Regions from separate parts of the Homo sapiens genome. Here regions 2 and 3 are each linked to region 1. Evidence: chromatin loops called from intact Hi-C (ENCODE). Cell type or tissue: endothelial cell of umbilical vein. All regions are shown on one strand.

Region 1 (8,000 bases):
AGCAACTGTGAGGGCGGGGATGTCCGCACACTGGACGGCCAGGCCTGACCACTGTCGCTGGAGTCCTGGGGTGACTAAACTCTGTTCCTCCCAGACAGACAGAAGAGGTGAAGCCATGCCTCAAGAAGCCCCAGTGCCTTGAGGAGGCCTTAGGAGTCAATAGACCAGAAAAGATCAGCCCCCCACTGCTGAGGTAACTGGGGAAGGAGGAACACTGAGGAGTAGGGGGACTGGCAAGGGGGGGTAGAAAGAACAATAACAATAATAATAGGAGTGGCTGGGAGCGGTGGCTCACACCTGTAATCCTGGCACTTTGGGAGGCTGAGGTGGGCAGATCACGAAGTCAGGAGTTCGAGACCAGCCTGGCCAACATAGTGAAACCCCATCTCTACTAAAAGTATAAAAATTACCTGGGTGTGGTGGCACAAGCCTGTAGTCCCAGCTACTTGGGACACTAAGGCAGGAGAATCGCTTGAACCTGGGAGGCAGAGGTTGCAGTGAGCTGAGATCGCGCCACTGCACTCCAGCCTGGGTAACAGAGCAAGACTCCATCTCAAAAAAAAAAAAAAAAAAAAAAAAAAATTAGTAGTAGTGGCCAGGCACTGTGGCTCACGCCTGTAATCCCAGCACTTTGGGAGGCCAAGGTAGGTGGATCACGAGGCCAAGAGATCAAGACCATCCTAGCCAACATGATGAAACCCCATCTCTACTTAAAATATAAAAATTAGCTGGGCATGGTGGCGCACGCCTGTAGTCCCAGCTACTGGGGAGGCTGAGGCAGGAGAATCACTTGAATCCAGGAGGCAGAGGTTGCAGTGAGCCAAGATCGTGCCACTGCACTCCAGCCCGGGCGACAGAGCAAGACTTTGTTGCAAATAAATAAATAAATAAATATTAGTAAGACAAGTGAGTTCTGTTTGGGGGCTAAAGCTCAGGGGCTCGAGCAGTGGTCCCTGCAACTCAGCGCTCTCAGCCCTGCCTGTTTTATCACCTGGGCTCTGCAGCCTTCCTGTCCACAGTGGTAGCTACCAGGATCTTTCCCAGTGCATTTCTTTCCAGCTTAAATTGGCCAGAATTTATTAACTCCTGTTGCTTGCCACCAAGGAGTCTAATCAATAGAAGATCCAACATCTGACGCCTCCCCTCCCCCCCATGTTTTAAAGACAGTCTTTATTTTAATGAGGCCAGATTGCCCAATACGGGAGCTCAAACTGGATAAGTGGGATCTTGGTAATCACCTTTTTCCCATTCTTCCAAGGAAAGATGTAATTAAAGCCCCTAAATACAAAATGTTCAACTCAGAGAGAAGAGCAATTTTGATATGGTCCATTTCTACTTAAGCGGTAGTGTTTCTCTGTGGCCCTCTCTCGGCCAGGAGCCACAGTGGCCAGCCGAGGATGGCAGGCAGTCCATTGAGCACACACTGATGGAGCACGTACTGCATGGCCAGCACCATGCCCAGTCCTAGAAATGGCCAGACAGCAGGTAAGGATGTGAGCACAAGCCCAGAAGAGCTTTCTACAGTACAAGATGTAGCTTTACTGAAATTCCGCACATCCCAAGGAGACCATTGGCCAAGATATTGCAGTGTTGCGCGATTCCTCTTGCATCACTTTCTTTTTTTCTTTTCTCTTTTTTTTCTTTTTTTTTGGCTTCTTTATTAGTTCTATGTTTCTATTATGAAATGCAAGAAAAATATAAATTTGTCCTTCATTCTTCTACACAGCGATAATCCTGTGAGATTGTGCTGTGTAACTTTCCAGTGTGTTTTCTGTACATCCGGGGCTGTCTGTATGCCTACAGGTATTTTATAAAATGGGAATTGTGTTGCACACACTATTTTGTAATATGCATTTAAAAATTGTTTTCAGGACCTGGCGCAGTGGCTCACACCTGTAATCCCAGCACTTTGGGAGACTGAGGCGGGTGGATCACCTGAGGTCAGGAATTCAAGAACAGTGTGACCACCATGGCGAAACCCCGTCTCTACTATAAATACAAAAATTAGCTGGGCATAGTGGCGCGTGCCTTTAGTCCCAGCTACTCAGGAGACTGAGGCAGGAGAATCGCTTGAACCCGGGAGGTGAAGGTTGCAGTGAGCTGAGATCACACCACTGCACTCCAGCCTGGGTGACAGAGTGAGACTCTGTCTCAAAGAAAAAAAAATTTTTGTTCAGTCACATTATTCTTCTATTCTATCCCTCAGTTTCCTCAATGCACACAACTGTCCCGTGCCATATTTAGCCCCCAGCTTGGCTGCAAGGTGAAAGGACAGAGCTATGCACCACACCCACCCTCCAGCAATGGCTCTCAGAGGCCAGCCTCTGCTTTAGTCTCCGCTGGTTTAAAGTGAAATGGGAAAAGTGTCAACTGTGTAGTTTTCCCCAAGGCTAACCACATCCATTTTTACTTGCAAGATTATGTCCTGCTTATTTTGCTGTTGTTAAACTTCTCTTTCTTTTAGGACAGAGTATGTGTGGCAGTCATTAAAAACAAACAAACAAAACAAAACAAAAAATCCTATGTTAAAAACTTGACTACTGCTTCAATCTCCAGAGAAACTCAGTCAAGACTCACCAGCCCGTCACATGGCGATAATAAGGACACATATTCATACAAGCAAAGACCTCCAAATTTCCAGACCCTTTTATATCCATGCTTTTATCTCATCTCGAGGACAGCTCTCCAGGGCAGGTGGTATGCTCTCCCGTTTCACAGAGGAGGCAGCAGGTGGCCCCCGTGCAGCAAAGGGAGATGGTCCCGCTTACATGGCTCGTTAGCCCCAGTGGAGCAGACTCAGGTTCTCGATTCTCAACTCAGTGACCTTGGAGGGGCTCTTCCCTGAGCTGCAGCTTTGCAACCATGCATCACTGAAGAATGGAACCTGATGGAACATTCTGGAATTCCACTCCGAAAGTCCCAAAGCTACAACACACTTCAGTGGCCAGAACCTGGCCTCTGCCACTCCTGCTCACCCATTGGCCCTTGCTTGGGGCTGCATGCTTCAGCACTCTGGCGCTGCCTGTGGGGTGCAGCTGAAGGGGAAGAGCAAGCCTCACAATTGAACACTTGCAGGAAATGTCTGATACTTGGGTGTGGCCTCCTGGGTTTGATTCCTGTCCTGTAGCTCACTGGCTGTGCACTCTTGGGCAAGTGACATCACTTCTCTAGATCTCTGTTTCTTCATTTGTAAAACGAAAATAACAATGCATCCTTCAAGGCTGGGCACGGTGGCTCACGCCTGTAATCCCAGCACTTTGGGAGGCTGAGGCAGGTGGATCACTCAAGGTCAGGAGTTCGAGACCAGCCTGGTCACCATGGCAAAAATTAGCTGGGCGTGGTGGTGGGCACCTGTAATCCCAGCTACTCGGGAGTATGAGGCAGGGAGAATAGCTTGAACCCAGGAGGCGGAGGTTGCAGTGAGCCGAGATGACACCACTGCACTCCAGCCTGGGCGACAGAGCGAGACTCTGTCTCAAAAAAAAAAAAAAGAAACAAAGAAAGAAAGAAAATATTAAACACTGAAACACTAAACCACTTCTACAATAGATATAAGGTCAACAGTAAGGGGGAGGTAAATCAGTTATATGTCTTCAGTAGAATACTACACAGTCATTAAAATGCTTGTGAATTGAATGATATGGGTGGCAGGTACCTGTAATCCCAGCTACTCAGGAGGCTGAGGCAGGAGAATCGCTTGAACCCAGGAGGTGGAGGTTGCAGTGAGCTGAGATTGTGCTACTGCACTTCAGCCTGGGTGACAGAGCAAGACTCCGTCTCAAAAAAATAAAAATAAATAAATAAATAAAATACTTCCTTCATTGGCTTGTGTAAGATAATATACTAAATGTCACACCTTTAGTGTAGTAAGGGCTTAAGAAGTGTAAGTTTGTGACTTTTTTTAGCATCTGACACATAGGAGGGGCTTAAAATATTTTCAATAGTTGAATAATTAAATAGATGAATGAACGAAAATGGAAATTTGAGGTTTAGTGAGCCTCTTGATGTCTCTGCTATCTAAGTCGTGGTCCTCAGGAGCCTGCTGTAAAGATGGATAAGGATAGGGGTGGGGGTGGGAGGGGCCATCACCACCCTGGTACTCCCCCACTCCACCCCCACTGCCCCCAAAGAAACAGGCAGTGGAAATTAAAAAGCAGGGCTAAAGGGGATGTAACACAGACGTAAATTTTGAGAAGAGAGGGATCATTTATTGTAAGATGTGTTCTCAGCGTGGGGTCCTTCCTTTCCTGGGAAATATGACCTCCAGGTGATCTGGATTCCAAAAGGAGAGAAAAGACATGGCTAGGGAAGGGGTGTCCAGTGAGGGCCCTAACATGCAGCCCTTCGGAGGGGCGAAGACAATGACTCAGCCTGGCCAACGCCCTGAACTCTGACTGTCTGTTTCCTCTATGCTGATTGAGTTCAGCAGCCGGCAACCGATGAGACTCCTAGGAAGGGCTCCAGAATCACTGATAGCTGACGGAGGCTTGGCAGCGTGGGGGCCCTCCGAGCCTGGGAAGGTGGGCTTATGTAAATACTGTAATGCAGAGGGTGCTGGAGCCGCATCAAGAGCCAGCTCAGCTGCTGTGCGCTACTGACACAGCCATTCCTGTCTTGGGCCTCAACAACTTCCTCACAAATGAAAATGTTGAACAAAATGAGCTCTCCAAGCCCTGCCAGCCAGGTCTGATGGAAGAGTGTAGGGAGTTAGGCCTTGAAAAGCTGCTCCGCACTGCCCCCTGGTGTCATTGGCTACAGTGACCATTGTCCTCAAACCTCTGGTGTCCATCCACCCACCCCCTCATCCACCTATACGCCCATCCATCCGTCCATCCATCCATGAGCCTGGTACATCTCTGAAGAGTGTGTCAGCTTTTCATTTCGGGGGTAAGGGGAGAAAGGGACCTGGGCCCACATATGGGGGCAATGCTGACCTGAACAAGCAGAGCCACAAGGAGAAGGGGTGACCAGACGGTACCTGGAGCTTGGAACAGTTGTCTGGACTCAGAGGTATTGAGTGACACCCAAATGAGGGAACTGGGCTCCCTGCTCCTGGTGGCAGCTTGAATGATGGTTCTTTGGATTTTTAAGGATGAAACCATCCTGGAAAGTGGACCTTGAGATATAGATCATTTGTCTATTTCATACATACACACACACACACACACCCAATATAGCAATGCTATTGTGGGGATATATATCAGACTTGATGGTTGTCCTTTTGAACTCTATCAGGTGACTTGCAAATTTCCCACAGTATGAGTCCTGCCTCCCCAAGGGAAAGGTCAACACTGGCTTTCCCATCTCCCTTGCACCAAGGCATGTACCCTAAGCTTAGACCACCAGACATACCGTGAGAGACTTGCCTTTGCAGGAGAGGACAAGCTAGGGTTTCACAGAATCCATTTATGGGCAAGAGTTTAGGGCACAATCAAGAGGCTTCTAGGATCTCACATCCAGAACCAGTGGTGCAAGCCAGGCATGGTGTCTGTGCTGTAGTGTGGTGACACTGAGTGTTCCACTGGAGCAGCCTTCATCATGTGACATCGTTCCAGGCTGGGAAGTCTTCACGGTCAATTCTCTGGCCCTCCCATCGGAGAGCCTGTGAATTACATTATACCTTTTTCTGTTTAATCCAGCCAGAATGGGTGTGTGTGTGTGTGTGTGTGTGTGTGTGTGTGTAACTGTTGCTCCTCCTGTGCTAATGTTTTGTTCAGCCTTAGAGGCCTCTGGCCTGGCTTCATTAGACTCCTGACTCCCCAGACAAATAACCAGACTTAGCTGAGCAGCTTCCGAATGGCAAGCCCCATGTCCTCTCTTTCTACAACCCATGCAGGAAGGACGCTCTAAGGCCTGGATAACTTTCTCCCAGTTTACTTTTCCTCTCCCCAAACTGCATTGCAAAACCAGCCATTTCTGTCCAGCCAACCACTTCATCTCCCCTTTCTCCTCCTCTCTCGCAATTCCTGTGAAACACACACATACACACACACACACACACACACACACAAGCAAGAGAGTGAGAGAAAGAGAGAAAGACAGAGGCGTGAGGTGAGGTCAGTGACTCCTAGGCCATAAATTCTGGAATAATGACTCCCTGGTGAACTGACTGACACAGTGCTTTCTCTTTTCTCATAATTTGCATTATAGGAATCTATTCCTCATATTTTGATGCATGGAGAAATCTCTTTCTTTTTTGCGGGGGAGGGGAAATAAAACTTTCTTTTTTCTTTTTTTCTTTTTCTTTTTTTTTTTTTGAGACAGTCTCGCTCTGTGGCCCAGGCTGGAATGCAATGGTGCAATCTTGGCTCACTTCAACCTCCGCCTCTCAGGTTCAAGTGATTCTCCTGCCTCAGCCTCCTGAGTAGCTGGGATTATAGGCGCGTGCCACCATGCCTGGCTAATTTTTTGTATTTTTAGTAGAGACGGGGTTTCACCACGTTGACCAGGCTGGTCTTGAACTCCTGACCTCAGATGATCCACCTGCCTCAGCCTCCCAAATTGCTGAGATTACAGGTGTGAGCCACCGCCCCCAGCAGGGAGATAAAATTCTCTGAATTCAGCTTTTTCCAACTCCTTAATAGGTAACATTTACTGACCTCTCACTATGTAACAAGCACCTTACTTGTGGTGACTCAGCTAAGTCTCACAACAATCCTGTGCAGAAGAAGAACATTGTTATTATTATCATCCCCATTTTACAGGTGAGAAGACTGAGGCAGAAGAATATAATGATCGGGAGACGTTGGGTTACAACTAACAGGAATCCAACTCAAATAAAACAAACAGAAATGGAGGAGAAGAAAGGAGAGAAGGAGGATAAAAGGGAGGAGGAGGAAAAGAAAAAGAAAGAAAAAAAGAAATGCACTGGCCTGGATAAGCAAAAAATCCAGGCAGTGACTTTAGCTTTAGGCACATCTGGATCCAGGGATGCAAACAACAACAACTTATTTGGGCACCTGTCCTCACCTCTGACTCTTTTCTCTGAATTGGGTTTGTTTCAGGAAGCCCATCCATCCCCTAGTGGAGGCAAAGAGGCCATAGCAGCTCTTGCCCACTTCCTACCAGCTCAGCAGACTCTTCCAGCACTATCCTCACACTTCCCAAGGGTGGCTCTTGTAGGCAGGGTGGGGTCTCATGCCCATCAGGAATCTGGACCGACAGAGGAAGGGCAGGTTCATAAGAAAAGTCAGGGTGCTGAGACCAAAAGATGGGACAAGGGATTCTGGGTGGGCTAAAACAGGGGGTCCCCAACAGATTAAGTTGCATAGAAAGTAAGCTGTCCAAATTCAAAGCCAGGTGTGATTTCATCTGAGGTCCATGAATGGCCCAGGAGATCTGGATCTCGTCCTGGTTTTGTCACTAATTGGCTGGTTAGAGGCTCACTTGTCCCATTTGCAAAATAGAAATAATAATACCTGTCCAGTCTCCGTCACTGAGTTATTACAGAAATCAAATTAGACCTTGAATTCGAAAGCACTTTGAAAAGTCAGATACACAGTACTATATTATTCATTTGTATATTTTCCATTGGTTGGTTGAAATCAGCTTAAAATTCTCTATATTTTCCCATAGAAAATATAATTCCCATTCTTATTTTCTTTTTCAAAAACTCATTATGAAAGCAACACATCCTATAAGCAATTTGAAAATATAGAGAAGAAAAAGAAAGAAAAGTGAAATAAAAGAAAAAGAAAAGGCTGGGCGCAGTGGCTCACGCCTGCAATCCCAGCACTTTGGGAGGCTGAGGTGGGTGGATCATGAGGTCAGGAGTTCGAGACCAGCCTGGCCAACACAGTGAAACCTCGTCTCTACTAAAAATACAAAAAATTAGCCAGGCATGGTGGCGGGCGCCTGTAATCCCAGCTTCTTGGGAGGCTGAGGCAGGAGAATCGCTTGAACCCGGGAGGCAGAGGTTGCAGTGAGCAGAGATCGTGCCATTGCACTCCAGCCCAGGCGACAGTGCAAGACTCTGTCTCAGAAAAGAAAAAGAAAAAGAA
Region 2 (8,000 bases), 300 kb before region 1:
TGGTGCCAGCATCTGCTTCTGGTAAGTCCTCAGGAACCTTACAATTATGTTCCAGGAAGGGGAGCCAATGTGTCACATGGCAAGAGAAGGAGCAAGAGAGACAGGGGGAGATTCCAGGCTCTTGTAAATAACCAGATCTCATGTAAACTCATTATCATGGAGAGGGCACCAAGCCATTCATGAAGGATCCAATTTCATGACCCAAACACCTTCCACCAGGCCCCACCTCCAACACTGGGGATCACAATTTGATAAGAGATTTGGAGGGGACAAACATTCAAACTACACCATTCCTCCCGTGGACTCCCAAATCTCATGTCCTCCGCACATTGCAAAATAAAATCATTCCTTCCCAACAGTACCCCAAAGTTTTAACTCATTCCAGCATTAACTTAAAAGTCCAAATCTCAAGTCCAAAGTCTCATCTGAGACTCAAGGCAAGTTCCTTCCACCTATGAGCCTATAAAATCAAACCAAGTTATTTTCTTCCAGATACAATAATGGTACAGGCGTTGGGTAGACATTCCCATTCCAAAATGAAGAAATCACCCAAAGAAAGGGACAATAGGCCCCACACAAGTCTGAAACTCAGCAGGGCAGATATTAAACCTCAGAGCTCCAAAATAATCTCCCTTTACCCCATGTCCTGCATCCTGAGTACAATGGTACAAGGGGTGGGTTTCCAAGGCCTTGGATAGCCCCATCCCTGTGGCCTCTCTGGGTGCATCCTGTGTGGTTGCTCTCATGGATTGGAGTCTGGTGCCTGTGGCTTTTCCACACTATGGTTGTAAGCCACTAGTGGTTCTACAATTTGGGGATCTGAATGATGGCAGGTCCTTCCCCACAGTTCCACTAGGCAGTGCCCTGGTGGGAACTCTGTGTGGGGGCTCCAACTGCACATTTCTCCCATGACATTGCCCTAGTAGAGGCTGTCTGCAGAGACTTCTCTCTGGACACCCAGACTTTCTGATATATCCTGTGAAATCTAGGTGGAAGTCACGAGGCCTCCCTCATGCTTGTATTCTGTGCACCTGCAGGATTAACACCATGTGGAAGCTGCCAAGGTTTAGAGCTTATGCTCTCCAAAGTGGCAGCCTATTCATTGTTTTGTTGTTGTTGTTTATTTTTTTATTTTATTTTATTTTTTTGGTAGAGACAGTGTTTCACCATATTGCCCAGGCTGGTCTTGAACTCCTGGACTCAAGTGATCCACCTGCTTTGGATCACTTGCAAAGTACTGAGATTACAGGTGTGAGCCACTGTGCCCAGCCTCAAAGCAGCAGCCTGATTTGTAACTGAATGACAGCTGGAGCTGAAGCAGCAGGGTTGGGGAAAGCAGCCTTCCGAGTTGGTGCAGGGTAATTGTGCCCAGGGCCTGGCCCCTGAAACCATTCTTTCCTCCTAGGCCTCTCAGCCTGTGATAGGAGGGGCTGTCCCAAAGACTTCTGAAATGTATTCAAGGCCTTTTCCCCACTGTCTTGGCTATTAGCTCTTGGCTCCTGTTTAGCCATGCTAATCTCTCCAGCAAGTGGTTGCTCCACAGTCCTCTCGTATTTCTCTCCTGAAAATGCTTTTTCCTTCTTTACCACATGGCCAAGTTGTGTCTTTTCTAAATTTTTGTGCTCTGCTCCTTTTTAAATTGTAAATTTCCAGTACCTGATCATAGGTTGTTAGAAGCAGCCAGATCACCTCTTGAACGTCTTGCTGCTTAGAAATTTTTTCTGCCAGCCGGGCACAGTGGCTCACGCCTGTAATCCCAGCACTTTGGGAGGCCGAGGTGGGAGGTCAGGAGATCAAGACCATCCTGGCTAATACAGTGAAACCCCGTCTCTACTAAAAATACAAACAAATTAGCTGGGCATGGTGGTGGGCACCTGTAGTCCCAGCTACTAGGAAGGCTGAGGCAGGAGAATGGCGTGAACCTGGGAGGCGGAGCTTGCAGTGAGCTGAGATGGCGCCACTGCACTCCAGCCTGGGCGACAGAGCAAGACTCTGTCTCAAGAATAAATGAATAATAATAATAATAAAGAAATTTCTTCTGCCATATTCCCTGGGATATCAGCCTTCAGTTCAAACTTCTACAGATCTCTACAGCCTGGACATAATGTAGCCAAGTTTTTTGCTAAGGCATAACATGGGTGACCTTTATTCCTGTTCTCAATAACTCCCTCATTTCCATCTGAGCCTGGCCTTCACTGTCCATATTTCTATCACCATTTTGGTCACAACCATTTAACCAGTCTCTGAGAAGTCCCAAACTTTCCCTCATCTCACTGTCTTCTTCTGAGCCCTCTAAACTCTTCCAACTTCTGCCCTTTACCCAGTCCCGAAGCCTGCTTCCACATTTTCAAATATCTTTATAGCAACACCCTACTTCTCAGTACCAATTTTCTGTGTTAGTCCATTTTGCATTGCTAGAAAGAAGTACCTGAGGCTGGATAATTGATAAAGAAAAGAAGTTTATTTGGCTCGCGGTTCTGCAGGCTGTACATGAAGCATGGTGCTGGCATCTGCTTCCAATGAGTTCTCAGGAAGCTTACAATCATGGCAGAAGGGAAGGAGAGCCAGCATGTTACATGGGAAGAGAGGGAGCAAGAGAGAGAGAGGGGGTAGGTGCCAGGCTCTTTTAAACAACCAGATCTCTTGTGAACTTGTTACCATGGGGAGGGCACCAAGCCATTCATGAGGGATCCGCCCCCATGTCCCAAACACCTCCCTCTAGGCCCCACCTCCATCAGGCATCACATTTCAACATGAGATTTGGAAGAAGGCATAAATATCCAAACTATCAGGAGGCCAGAAGCCAGGCTACCTGGGCTTGAATGCTGCACCATCTCTTTGTAGCTATCTGACCTAAGCAAATGATTTATCTTCTCTTTAGTGTGGCAGGTGCCAATCTCTGGCTGACCCAGTGGTCATTCCCATTCCCTTCCCCCTTACTGCCTTCTACTTTAGAGTCTGGAAAGGTTAAATACCCACTTTCCCATGCCCCTTTGTAGTCACGAGTGGCCAAGTGACACATTTCTTGCCAATAGAACATAAGTAGAAGTTAATGGGACAGTTTCTGGGAATGCTTTTACTTTTTTAATAGAAGGGCAGATGAACAGATATGATCCCTGGAATTGGGATAATCCTCTTATGACCATGAGGGAAAGACCTTGAAAATATCTGAGACACTGGCCCTGGCATCACTGAGCCATGAGCCAGTGCCAGCAGCCACCTACCTCTGGACTGCTCGTTAGGCTTGTTATAGGAGACGGGGGAAGGGGGAAGAGAGAGAGAGAGACAGAGAGAATATAATGTAAGCCACCATTAGTTAGGTTTTCTGTTATTTAAAGCTGAAAACATTTCCAACTCATATACCAAGACTGTTTTCTAATTTTACAAAATAACAGTGTTTACTTCAGTTTTATTGTAAAGATTAAATAAGGTAACAATACCAACATTTGTATGGCACTTATGATATACCAGGCACTGTTTTGAGTAATTTATGTATGTGAACACTTTAAAATCTCACAAGACCTCTGTGTGGTAGACATTATCATTATCTCCATTTTAGAGATAAGGAGATTATCATTTGACCAAAGTCATAGAACTTGTATTAACATATGGCAGAGCCAGTGTTTGCACTCAGGTAGCCTGACTCCAAGGTCTGACCACTTATAATATAAAGACTTAGTGCAGAAGTACAAAGTAGGTACTCAAAAAATGTCAGCAATAATATTGATGATGACCAGGTGTCACAGGAATGCCCAGAAAATGATGCAGGGGCACATTTATTTGAGTTGACTTGGAGGGTAGTTCTTCCGCAAAGTTCAGTCTGAAAATAGAGCTCTACACCTAGAAAAAAATCTTAGAAGCAGATGAGAAACTCCAGGAGAGGAAGGACTTTAGGTTGGCAAGGCTGGAATTCTGGAGCCAACTATCTGATGGCATTCCAGAACTTACCCCATGATTCTTTTCCTGAGTCCTTTTTATCATCCTTGAGTCTTCATTTCCCAGTGGCTATGCTCCCACCATCCTGGGGCCAGGATGCCCTCATGCCCTTGCCCTTCCAAACCCAAGATTTTACCTTTCAAGAACCAGGAACATTTCATTTCTTTTTGGGGGCCAAAACATATCGAACATTTAATATAAAATCTGCCCAGTAGGTGTCAGCATCTATCACAAAATGAGCCATTGTTTAACCCATCCTTTATGTTTAAACTTTAAGATTCAAATCATATGGAATAAAGCTGTTTCCTACTGTATTAATGCTTAGAAGGTTGTAACTCCACTTCCAGCCTTCCATTTTGCTGGACATATGGTCAGAAATTACGTTTCAAACATTTTAAAATGTAGAGGAAACTTTGAGGATAGAAGCTTGCTTGATGAAAAGATTAAGAAAATAATTTGGGGGGAGAGGCAAAAAAGAAAATAATTTTTCTATAAAATGATTGATTCTGTTATCGATTGACATCATTATTCTGTGTATTCAATGATAAAGAAGACACACTGGAAGCCTGGAGTAGGACCTCCCCCTAGAGTAGGATAGGCTCCTGCATGCTATAGGATACTGAAGTTTAGAATGATGCATTTTTGACTACTGGTGTCTTTTTTTGGTAAATGTTGTCTTAATTCTGCTGTTTTCTCCCCAACCTATAGATATTCTTTACAACATACAAGTGTACCTGCATTTTAAGAAAATGGAACATGGAAAAATCTGGATGTACTTAATAGCTCAGTGTCATTGAACCAATATCCATTAAGTACCTATTTTCTGTTCTTTAATGACATCTTGGACAGATCTCAAAGCTTCTTAGTCACAGTCAGGTATTAAAAATCTAGCCTAGTCCGGTGAGAAACTTGAATTTCACATCCAATTCAATGCTCTCTCCTTCTTCCTTAACTTGGGTATGACCAAGGGATCTGCATGGAAGGGGACATGGTCTACTATCTAATTCCTTCCCACTCTGCCGCTTCCGCGTCCTCTAGGATTAAGGAAGGAGGAGAGGCCAAAGAGGGAAAACAAAAACCTCTCTAGGGAAGGAGATCCTGCAGGATCTCTTAATTGCACAAATGCTGCACATCTCATTGGCCATAACTTGCACACCTACGTGCAAGGGGGGATGGGAAATGTAGTCTTTGTTCTGAATGAAGGATTCTGTATCCAAGGCGAGATGATTTCTTCCAGCATAACGTTTTCTGACCACCAACCACCCTAAGCCCCTTCCATGCTGGGGTCCTCTAACCCAGAAGGCAAATGCCTCCAGGGTACCTATGAGAAGGCTCAAGCTCTGCTAATCTTTATGGGTTCTGCTTGCACCACAGGAAATGTAAATATAGTAGCCTTCCTCATCCATAGGGGATATGGTCCAACACCCCCAGCAGATGCCTGAACCCAAGGATAGTATTGAACTTGATTGCCATCAGTTAGAATACATTTTTATTCATGTTTTCTGCCCATATATCTAACGCTTTTTCCATCTTAACTAAGCACTTGTCACACACTGTGGCCACAGCTTTTGCTGTTTGAAGTGCAACAGCAAAACTAGCATGAATTTCTTTTTTTCCTTCTTCTCTTCCTTCCTATCTTCATGGATAGGTTTGTTGTATAATCCAAAGACCATGAGGATGGCTAAATAGTAGAAAGGAGAGCTTTTTTGGGAATATTGGTTTGCAAACCACAAAGAGATACTCTCCAGTGTGGACCAGAGGTGCTCTCCCTTTGAAGAGGGAAGAACAGGTTGGGTTTTATACCTCGCAGGGCCTGTATCACACAATAGAGTCATACGTATTTGGCGGGTTTGAGGGAAAAGCCATACACGTTTATGAGGGGAGCTGAGCATGTGCAATGAGTAAACATATAAGTAACATACCTCCCATGTTCACTTTGGTTGGGGGGAGGGTTTAGCATTAACACAAGGTGAAATTTGGCTCTTTACATCAAAAGGTGAATGATAGAACACAAAGTTTGTGCACAGCCTCTATAAACTGACTGAAACTGGCTTAAAGTCTGTAATTTCTTATCAGAAAAGAATGTTTGGTGCCCCTCCATCCAATTAGAGTTGTAATTAGGCCTGGGTTATAAATCAGAGTTAGGAAGGATCTGATAGCTCCTATTGTTAGGACATTTAGAGGTGGAGGAAATTAGAAATTTGCCATGCTAGCCAGGCCCTGAATCGGTAGGCAACTCAACCCATAGGTAACTTTATTTCCTTAACTTTAAGGTCTGTCTTAGCTAACAAAGGGGCATCTATTTTGGTCTCTCAGATAACAAGTCTTACTTCAGATCTCAGCAACCTCAGCATATCATTTTTTTCTTTTCGTATTAAGTTGAGAACTTTCACCTTTTCACTTACAGGAAGCACTTTATGGCTTTTCCTTAGCATATGTGAATAGCCAGCATTATGATCTTTGCTCTCGTATTCTGGGGCCATTATTAAGTGAGATAAAGGGTTACTTGAACATAAGCACGGCAATACCAGGACACTTGATCTGCTACTAAGTGCCTAATAGGTGGATAGTGTATCTAGCATAGATATGCTAGACGAAGGGATGAGTCATATCTCAGGTGCAGAGCCAGAAGGCAAGAGTTTTCATCATACCACTCAGATGGCGCACAACTTTAAATGTATTGGAATTGTTTATTTCTGGAATTTTCCATTTGATATTTTTGGATTGCAATTGACTGCAGGTAACTGAAACCATAGAAAGTGAAACTGTGAATAGATGGACTACTGTATCCGTGCTTGAGAAGCTTCAGCATCCTTTTTCTAGGACAATTTTGCTACCCTGGGAACATTTCTACTTTTCATTAGGCTTTGGGGAATGCTGACATAATGGTGGTACACCTGTTGAGTTAACTTTTTTGTTTGTTTGTTTTTTGAGAGGGAGTCTCACTCTGTCGCCCAGGCTGGAGTGCAATGGTAGGATCTCGGCTCACTGCAACCTCCACCTCCTGGGTTCAAGTGATTCTCGTGCCTCAGCCTCCCTAGTAGCTGGGATAATAGGCATGTGCCACCATATCCCGCTAATTTTTTTGTATTTTTAGTATAGACGGGTTTTCACCATGTTGGCCAGGCTTTTCTCGAACTCCTGACCTCAAGTGATCCACCCGCCTCAGCCTCCCAAAATGCTGGGATTACAGTGTTGGGTTAACTTTTAGTCAGTCCCATGGCTGTGAGGCAGGAGAATGGGGAATTAGGGTAACCAAGGGTAAAGGCATAAACAAAAGAGCAGCAGGTGCGGACAGTTCTAGGCAAGATTCGGCAGCATACCGGCCACATCCTTGCCCTGTGATAACAAGACAGAAGTTTCCACTTCAGCCTCTGATTGGTCACTGGCCAAGCCTTCCTAGGGTGTAACCAATTGGAGGCCTCTAAAGGGCACCTAGGGTTGTTACCAAATTCTTTCAGCTTAATAAAAACCCTAATTGGGGTGGAGGGGCACTCTTGAGTTGCTTGCTCTAATCTGCTCCTACTCTGGAGTGTCAGTAAATCTGTGCTTTTGTTATTGTTCTCTTGTTGCTTTGTCTTTCGTTGCTTCATTCCTTTGTTGCTTTGTTTATGCATTTTGTTCAATTCTTTGTTCAACATATCAAGAACCTGGACGACTCAGTCAAGACCTTCCATCCGGTAACAGCTGTACTTAGTACCTAAGAACTCAGCATTATGACTATAATGACAATTCCAAAACAACGGCAAAAGTCCCATTCAGTATCTTGTGACCCAAGGTCCTATATATAAATGTCAAATATGGAAATAAATATGTCTTCTTCTGTATCATATAACCTCAGGAATAATGGCTGACAATTGTTTATGTCTGCACCTTAGCAGGACTCAGGTTCCGCTCCATCCCCCAGCCTGAGAAAAGCAAAGGCTATTTATTCAGAGCTGCTATAGCAAGAGAAACAGCCACCATCATTGAGTTTTAGCAGAAACTCAAAGGTGGGCAGAGAAGTGTGAAAGCTTTATAGTGGGGAAAAAAGGAAAGCTTTAGGTATGGCCTCAGGGAGGCTA
Region 3 (8,000 bases), 260 kb before region 1:
ACGAATGAGTTCTCATGAGATCCGATGGTTTAAAAGTGTGTGGCACTTTCCCCCTCATTCTGTCTCTCCTTCTACTCTGCCTTGCTAAGATATGCTTCTCCTTCACCTTCTGCCATGATTGTAAGTTTCCTGAGGCCCCCTGGCCATGTGAAACTGTAGAGCCTGTTGAACCGTGAGTCAATTAAACTCCTTTTCTTCATAAATAACCAAGTCTCAAATAGTTCTTTCTAGCAGTGTGAGAATGGACTAATATAGGACTCTGCTTTGGACACTGACCCTGAGCAAGTGGTGTATTTCTGCCACTGTTCTAGATGTACGGATGAAGTTCTGTCATCCACTGTTCTTGGGTAGCTCCCCACTACCAAGGGCTACATTCAGTCCTTCCTCTGGACTCCAGTCTTGTTTGCCTAGTTCCAGTCTCACTGTTTGTCCCTGTGGTTTTATACTTTGCTTATTGTTTAAGTTTTACTCCTTTTTTGAGCCAGTGACATTTTCCTCTTGCATTTTTAGAGAAGCATAGAAATATGTATTTAATATCTAACCTGTCATTCCTATGGACTTGGAGCACAGGAAAGAGGATTATGAATGCATTTGCTCTGATATCTTTATTAAGAAGTTTTCAGGCCTTTTAAAAGTGAGGATGCCAGTATTTATCTGAACTCAAAACAATGGTTCTTGATCCAGTAATTCTGTTTCTGGAACTCTTCCTAGAGGAAGTAATCCAAAAAATGGGGGAAAAAAGCTTCATACACAAAGATGTTCATGGCTGTATTACTTTCTATGGTAAAGATCTGAATATATTATAAATATTTCCCAACAATAAATAAATATTAATATTTCCATTTAATATAATATTATGCAGCTACTAAAATAATACTTTACAAAGAATATATGATATAAAAATGCTTATTATAATACAAGGGAGAAAATTTGTAGCCATTTTTTGTTGTTTTATACAAGCATGCATTAAAAAATAGCATAGAAAGACTAATAAAAAGAAACCACATCAGTGCTAAAAACGGTTGTCTCTTAGTTTTTCTTTATTTTCAAAATTGTGTGTTATGTATATGAATCGCTTTTATAATAGGAAGATACCTAAATAAATATATTAACAAAAAGCTGAATGATAGAAGGACATTTTAAGACAGGCATCTTTCATGATTATAGAGAATGGATTGGCATACTACAAAACGATTGCTTCTAAAACACACAAACAGCAGAGGAAGCTTTTGTGTTAGAAGATTATTGGTTGTGATTAGATGGGTTTTCAGCATCAGGGCACAAGAAGCACCAGTTTGGTGACATCGAGCAAGGAGGCAGGGCTACAAGGGACTGGCAGATGGCAAGAACCTACACTCTGCAGGCAAATGGCCAGGCGCCAGGATCAGATGAGGGAAAGGGCAAGCTAGGAGACTGCGCCAGGGGAGCCAGTGGTAGGGGCCGGACAGGAGCCAACACTTATTGAGGGGTTGCTGAGTTTGTGCCAGGCACTGTTTTGGATCCTGAAATACAGGTGGAGAAGACTGACACAGTTCTTGCCTTCATGAAACTTACAGTCCATGGCAGGGGTTTCAAGCTGTTTTTTTTTTTTTGGAAAGGGCTAGACAGTAAGCATCTTAGGTTTTGTGAAGCTATACAATCTGTGTTACAATTACTCAGTTCTGCCACTGTAGCTTAGTAAAAGCAGCCACAGACAACAGTAAATGGATGGGTGTGGCTAGGTACCAATGAAACTTTGTTTATAAAAATAAGTGGTGGCTAGACTTGGATGGTGGCATAGTTTGCCACCTCCTGATCTAAGTGGAAGACAGACAGTAAACAAGTAAACAAGTTAATATGATAATTATGGTTTGTGATCATTGTCAGGAAGGAAATCAAAAGGGTGATCTAGTAGTGAATTAGTAATACATTACATTTTACCTTTTACCGAGATGTGACATCCATACAATAAGGTGCACAAATTCCAGGATATAGAATATTCTTAACACCTTAGAACTGGGTCCTGAAGCATTAGAATGACCTCTCCATCCAAAGAACTGGGCATGGGGAAGCATTCCAGGCAGAAGGGAAAACAAGTACAAGAGTCTGAGGCAGAAAAAGGTTTCGCATCTTCCATGAACAGAAAGGGTTTTCATGGGGCTAGATAGCAGTGAGCAGGGAATAGGGTGGGATGCTGTGGGTAGAGGAAAACCCCACAGACTTTAGAGGCCATTGTGGACATTCTGTATCTTATTCTAAATGTTATAGGAGAGCAATGGAGGGTTTTAAGCAGAATGGCATGATCTGATTGAAGTTTCAAGATGATAAGTGAACTGCTGTCTTCTTTCTGGACTTTTCTGTAGTAGTGTTCAGTTAGGACGGGGAACTGGGGCTAGGGGCTGGGGGCTGGGAGCATCCAGCCTCAGCTGGAGCTGAGATGGGCTGTGTGAGGAAAATCCATTAAAGAACACCATTACCATACACCACATACTGAACCATAAACATCGATTTATTTTGTAAAACACCTCTTTGAAATATTACTGTAACTAGATTTATTGGCACCTGTTTCCGAGCACTTAATTAGGAGATACTTTAAGAACTGTGCATCAAAGACAAGAACCTGAAGAAAATGCAAGCAGGGGGTTAAGAGGTGAGGTGAGCTGGCAGGTACAGATCTAGCAGCAGCAAGTCATGCTGCCGAGGTGGAGGCTCACGGGAGGCAGGAGGAGGGGGTCAGAATATATCTTTAGTGTCCAGGAAGAGACCCCGGTGGTTTTTGGAACCAGAGAGTTGAGGTTTGCTTTCATTGGTGTGGCTTGGTTCTGATTTAATGTTTTGAAGACATATTGTAGGGAATAGTTACAAAGTGTCCCTAGGATGGTGAAAAGAGGCGGGTGGTGAGGGGGCAAGAAGGAATGGAGTTTTGTAAATGGAGAATTAGAGGAAATGATAATTTGGGGCCAAGAGCCTTCCTCCTTCTCTCCCTACCTGCCTCTCTTCTTTTCTCCTTCCTTCCCTTTCATTTATTTACTTACTTATTTATTTATTTACTATCTACCTTGGTTGAATGTCATCTCCTTTCTTTTTTAAAAATGCAGAGGCGAGAGACCAAGAGGAAGAAATTGAATCAGTATGTACTGCCTTACTAAGGTTGTCATGAAGCAAGCGCAAACTAAAATATTGTTCATGTTTGTCTGACATTCAAATTTAACAGAGCACCCTGTATTTTTATGTGCTAAATCTGGCCATCCGTCTATGCCTGTGGCTTGGATTTTGCCATTTCAGCGTCAGCGAGTGAAACCTCCTCCTAATTACTCCCTGCTAATTGGAACCAGCTGCCACCAGGAGGCAGCCGGGCGCTGCTTCCACCCAAGATGAGGACAGTGTCTGAGATTCTAGGGAGCTCTGAGTCTACCTTCCTCTCGAACTCTCCTGACACCCATTTCCACTTCTAGCCACAACTTTCCACTGCTCTCTCCTAATCTTGCTTTAGTAAAAATAGCTAAACTTTAAAAAAAATTATACTCCATTTAAAGGTAAAAAGAACCCATAACATCACATGCATCTTGCCTCCCTAAATAATTGCAGTTAGAAATTAATTCATCTTCCTTTAAAAACCTGAATTTAGCCTCAACTAGTCACAGCTTCTGTCACTCGCCCCTTTGACCTGGGGGTCCCCTTCGCTCCCAGCTTTTCCCGTGTCCCTGTCCTTGCTCCCTCTCTCCACTGTGCCCTTCCTTCTTCAGCCGTCACTATGGTTACAGGGGGACCTGTTTCTGTGGTGCCCTCTTCCATAGCCTGCTTCCGAGGTAATTTCCCCAGTGAATTCCACCTCCTCTCAGTTATCTCTGCCCTTATCCTACTTCAGTGAGGTGGGTGGGGGGGGGAATCAGAGAGAGAAAGAAAGCGCATGCATCCAGCAGCTCAGATATCAAAATTCTTTCTGTTACCAGGAGACTTTCTCCAATCAATGTTGCCTCTTTTTTTGTTTTCCTTCTTTATGAGGAAAAGCTGTTCCCGACTCTGCCTCTTACTCTGGCATAAACCTAAATCCACTTATAAAAGTTAACTAAACACCTCTTGGCCTTGTGACTGTAACACTGAGCAACAGTTTGCTTCTTTGCATACCTCCAATTCTGGAGTCAAAAGGGTCCCTTTAGGACAGAAAAATGAACTGAAGAAAGAACACCAGCTCTGTCACATGGGGGAGACAGCGACACAGAAAATGTTAACCAAGCAGTCCAGGCCACAGAGAGATGTGTCCAAAGCCCAGGGCCCCGTAATGAGAGGCTACAGGCAAAGACTTTCCCAGAGAGGTGGAGAGGAAGCGTCTCCAACAGTGTCCAAGCAGCAAAGGTGATTCCAGAAAGCTTATGGTGAAATAACATGGAAGCAAAGATCACAAACAGCAGTGTTTTGATAAATATTTGGATGTTGGTTTGTTTGGTTTCTGCTAATTTGAGATTCTGTGAGTTAGATAATTTTCTTTGCTTCTCATGAGATATAGGATAACCTACTCAAATTATGCAAATGCTCATTCAAAGGAGGAAGCAGAATTATGTTAGTCTCTTCTATAATTCTATTGAAATGATGATTCATAGGGTCCATTCTCAAAGAAGACTTGCATCAAATTAACGCAGTCCAGCAACATTTTTTTTTAAATGTCATAAAAGGGCTGTAACTCACAGGAACTCTTCTTAAAATCCCCATGTCCTCACCCTTCCACTCCCTATTCACAGCTCCTTCTGGTCTCTTTCAGAATACAAATTCTGACACCCTCCTACGGCCTAACCTGTGAGTTACTTTGTGTTATTCTCCTCTTCTCCCAATTCTGCTTCATGGGAGTCCCCAAAAGAGGGCTATGCTGGGAACGCTGTGGGAGAAGAAGAAATTGACTAGAAAAAGCCGGAACCTTCTTTAAGTTGTAGGGCAACTGGAAAGCTGGGAACACATTGACAGCAGCACTTTTGCCTGGTTAAACTTATATTTTTGTTCTCAAAATGTAAGTTTCCTGTAAGTCCAGACCTGTTGGGATAGTCATCTCACCTAGTGGCGACCTTGAGTGGTATTTGGTACTTGCTAAGCTGCTGCACATGAAGCTGTGCTGTGTTCAAGGGCAGTAAAATTCAACTACACTCAGTCTGCCTGCCCTTAACCAAGGAGGAAAGCAAGGTAGTCTGTGTGGGTATGAAGCCAGCTCTCTCATTGCGTGTACAATGCCTGCCATGCTCACCATCACCTGAGCCAGATCATTGGCCTTCCTGCTAGGAGGATCGAGGGCAGAGGTCTATGGGAAGATGAAAGCAAAGTGTTTGTTACCACACCCCCTTTGTTATGGAGGTGATGGGCATTGTTGATATAGGTGATGCATGGGCAAATCTACTGACATGCTAAAAGGATGGGTAGTTGTTCATGCTGAATTGAATTAATTGTTTATATCTTGGCTGAGTCATTAGGAATCTATGTTACAGTCTCTGACTTTGCATGATCCAAAGCTGAATTCCGTGACTGTTATTCTGATTTTCCTCTTGGAATGACCAGGCTTTGGGGGACTAATCCAATCTTCCAAGGTGGGCCAGTGGATCGATTTCAGGGAAGAACAGAAGCTTCACGAGGGAGACATAGATATGAGTACTCTCTTCTTGCTAAGGAACGTCTATTTAGAATACCAAAGCAAGATGCTATTTAAATACTTTCTTCAGTTTCATTCTTTTTCTCTGTCCTTTACTGCCTTCCTTATCATCTGACTGAGGCAGGACCTTGGCAAACCTTATTCAGCAAAACAAATTATCAGAACCTTGGGAACCCCTGGACTCTGTTCTTGGAATCTCCATAACAGTCTTGCTGGCCACTGTCTAGGAAGAAAATTTCTTTCCCCAAAACTCATTGCTCACATTAGTTATACCTTTTCTGGGATCCACCCTTTTGTGGTCCCAGTGTCCTGGAGCACGGATGTTCATAGTGGCTGTCACATGGGCACTGTGCCCATGTGCATGGCAGGGGGGTTCTGCTGCCCTCTGTTGGCCACAGCAGACTTGGTCTGGTTGTTAACTACTGGGTCATGTCCGCCTCTGGCAAAAGGCTGCAGTTCTTGCCCTCTAACTCTCCTTCCTCAGCATTCCTTAACAGGTACCAAATCCTCCTATTATTAAGCATTGGATGAAGCCACATTGCAGCTCCCACGAAGAGTTTATCTAACATTCCCAAGTGAATGATTCTAGCAGTCTATCTAGCATAGGGATCATGAGTTGTTTCTGGGAACGGCCCTGAAATATGGTCAGAAAATGTCTGAGCTCATCAACTCTGTCCTGACTTATTTGATTTGCTATCAGAGAGTGATATCCCTGGATCTTGCCCCTACATAGTGTGGTAGTTTCTATTTGGAAGCCTCAAAACACAAAGCCCCTTCTATAGCATAATAATAATAATTATTATGATTAATCTGCTACTGCATCCTTTAAGTGGTGAGAATTACAGAAATCTCAAACATCAGCATCAGTTTGATCCTTTAAACTAGAAATAAAGGGGAGAAGATTTGGAAATATGCTGATGGGGGCAAAATCAGTTATTTGGAAGAAAAAGGAGACTGGGTTTAGATACCCTGATGTGCCAGGTTATTGGGAATCAGTAATATATGCCAACTTTTATTTTACCATGAATATCTCCTCAAAGTCTTGGACAGGCTTCTCTCTGGCCCTTCTGAGTACACTAATGCAGGTTGGTAGTGTGGTTTCTGGAATGTACTTCTAGGAGGATCCATTTACTAGGCAGCCTTTTTTCTTTGCTGTGGAGGAGGCTTTTAGCAGATGGGTGTGTTATATAATGGTCTGCACTTTGCCCCCACATGAGTGTAAATATTATAAACATGAACATCTGGCTGATATTACTGATGTCTACAGGGCATATTGGCCTCAGTTTAGGAGGGTGAAACAGTGAAACCCTCATCAAACAGTGATAAATCCAAGAGATGGCTGAGGTGGGATGAGGAGGGAAATTAGTCCCTTTTTTTTTTTTTGAGACGGAGCCTTGCTCTGTCGCCCAGGCTGGAGTCCAGTGGTGCGATCTCGGCTCACTGCAAGCTCCGCCTCCCAGGTTCATGCCATTCTCCTGCCTCAGCTTCCTGAGTAGCTGGGACTACAGGCGCCCACCACCACGCCTGGCTCATTTTTTTGTATTTTTAGTAGAGACAGGGTTTCACCGTGTCAGCCAGGGATGGTCTCGAGCTCCTGACCTCGTGATCCGCCCGCCTCAGCCTCCCAAAGTGCTGGGATTACAGTTTTGAGCCACGCGCCTGGCCCCCTTTTTTTGTTTTTGTTTTGTTTTGTTTTTGACATAGAGTTTCACTCTTGTCACCCAGGCTGGAATGCAATGGTGCAATCTCAGCTCACTGCAGCCTCTGCCTCCTGAGTTGAAGCGATTCTCCTGCCTCAGTCTCCCAAGTAGCTGGGATTACAGGTGCCCACCACCACGCCCAGCTAATTTTTGTATTGTTAGTAGAGACAGGGTTTCACCATGTTGGCCAGGCTGGTCTCGAACTCCTGACCTCAGGTGATCCGCCTGCCTCAGCCTCCCAAAGTGCTGGGACAGGCGTGAGCCACCATGCCCAGCCAACTTAGTCCCTTTTAATCTTCATTGTGGGGAAACTTTCCTTTAAGAAAGTTATGCAAGTATTATATGAAAATAATTTTTAAAAATCAAATAAAGGAATTTCAATAAAAAGTTGATTTCTTTCTTTTTAAGGCTGAATAACATTCTGTTGTATGCATATACCACGTTTCTTTTAATCATTCTGTCAATGGACATTTGGGTTGTTTCCACACATTGGCTATTGTGAATAGTGCTGCAGTGAACACTGGAGTGCTAATATCTCTTCAAGATCCTGATTTCAAATTTTCTGGACAGTCCCAGAAGTGAGATTGCTGGTTCATATGATAGTTCTATCTGTACTTTTTTGAGGAACCTCCATATGGTTATCCAGAGCAGCTGCACCATTTTGCATTTCACAGTGTACAAGGGTTCCA

Evidence for each region. Hi-C counts contacts between places; a loop is a spot of excess contacts. Peaks named below come from ENCODE experiments on the same cell type or tissue, not always from the same donor. Only the 100,000 strongest peaks of a DNase experiment are listed, where the experiment ranks them.
Region 2: a loop joins it to region 1, with 23 times the contacts of the local background. A loop is called at or near these places in 14 of 110 quality-filtered maps.
Region 3: a loop joins it to region 1, with 17 times the contacts of the local background. A loop is called at or near these places in 25 of 110 quality-filtered maps.

Annotation. Positions count from the first base shown.
Region 1 is chr10:93,551,706-93,559,705 of GRCh38, reverse strand. LOC105378436 (a long non-coding RNA gene) reads right to left here and starts at 3,227. Exons shown (of 3, transcript XR_946212.2): 1 at 2,578-3,227. RefSeq lists an enhancer at 2,995-3,495. In endothelial cell of umbilical vein, a CTCF peak has its summit at 4,737 (motif pointing left); a DNase peak (open chromatin) is centred at 4,695.
Region 2 is chr10:93,855,388-93,863,387 of GRCh38, reverse strand. No RefSeq gene overlaps it. Among named protein-coding and RNA genes, the nearest start is that of SLC35G1, 35 kb to the left of the region's middle. In endothelial cell of umbilical vein, a CTCF peak has its summit at 4,137 (motif pointing right); no DNase peak of the experiment used is centred here; H3K27me3 peaks cover 209 bases.
Region 3 is chr10:93,811,670-93,819,669 of GRCh38, reverse strand. No RefSeq gene overlaps it. Among named protein-coding and RNA genes, the nearest start is that of LGI1, 58 kb to the right of the region's middle. In endothelial cell of umbilical vein, CTCF peaks have their summits at 3,315 (motif pointing right) and 5,999 (motif pointing left); DNase peaks (open chromatin) are centred at 3,329 and 5,989; H3K27me3 peaks cover 2,156 bases.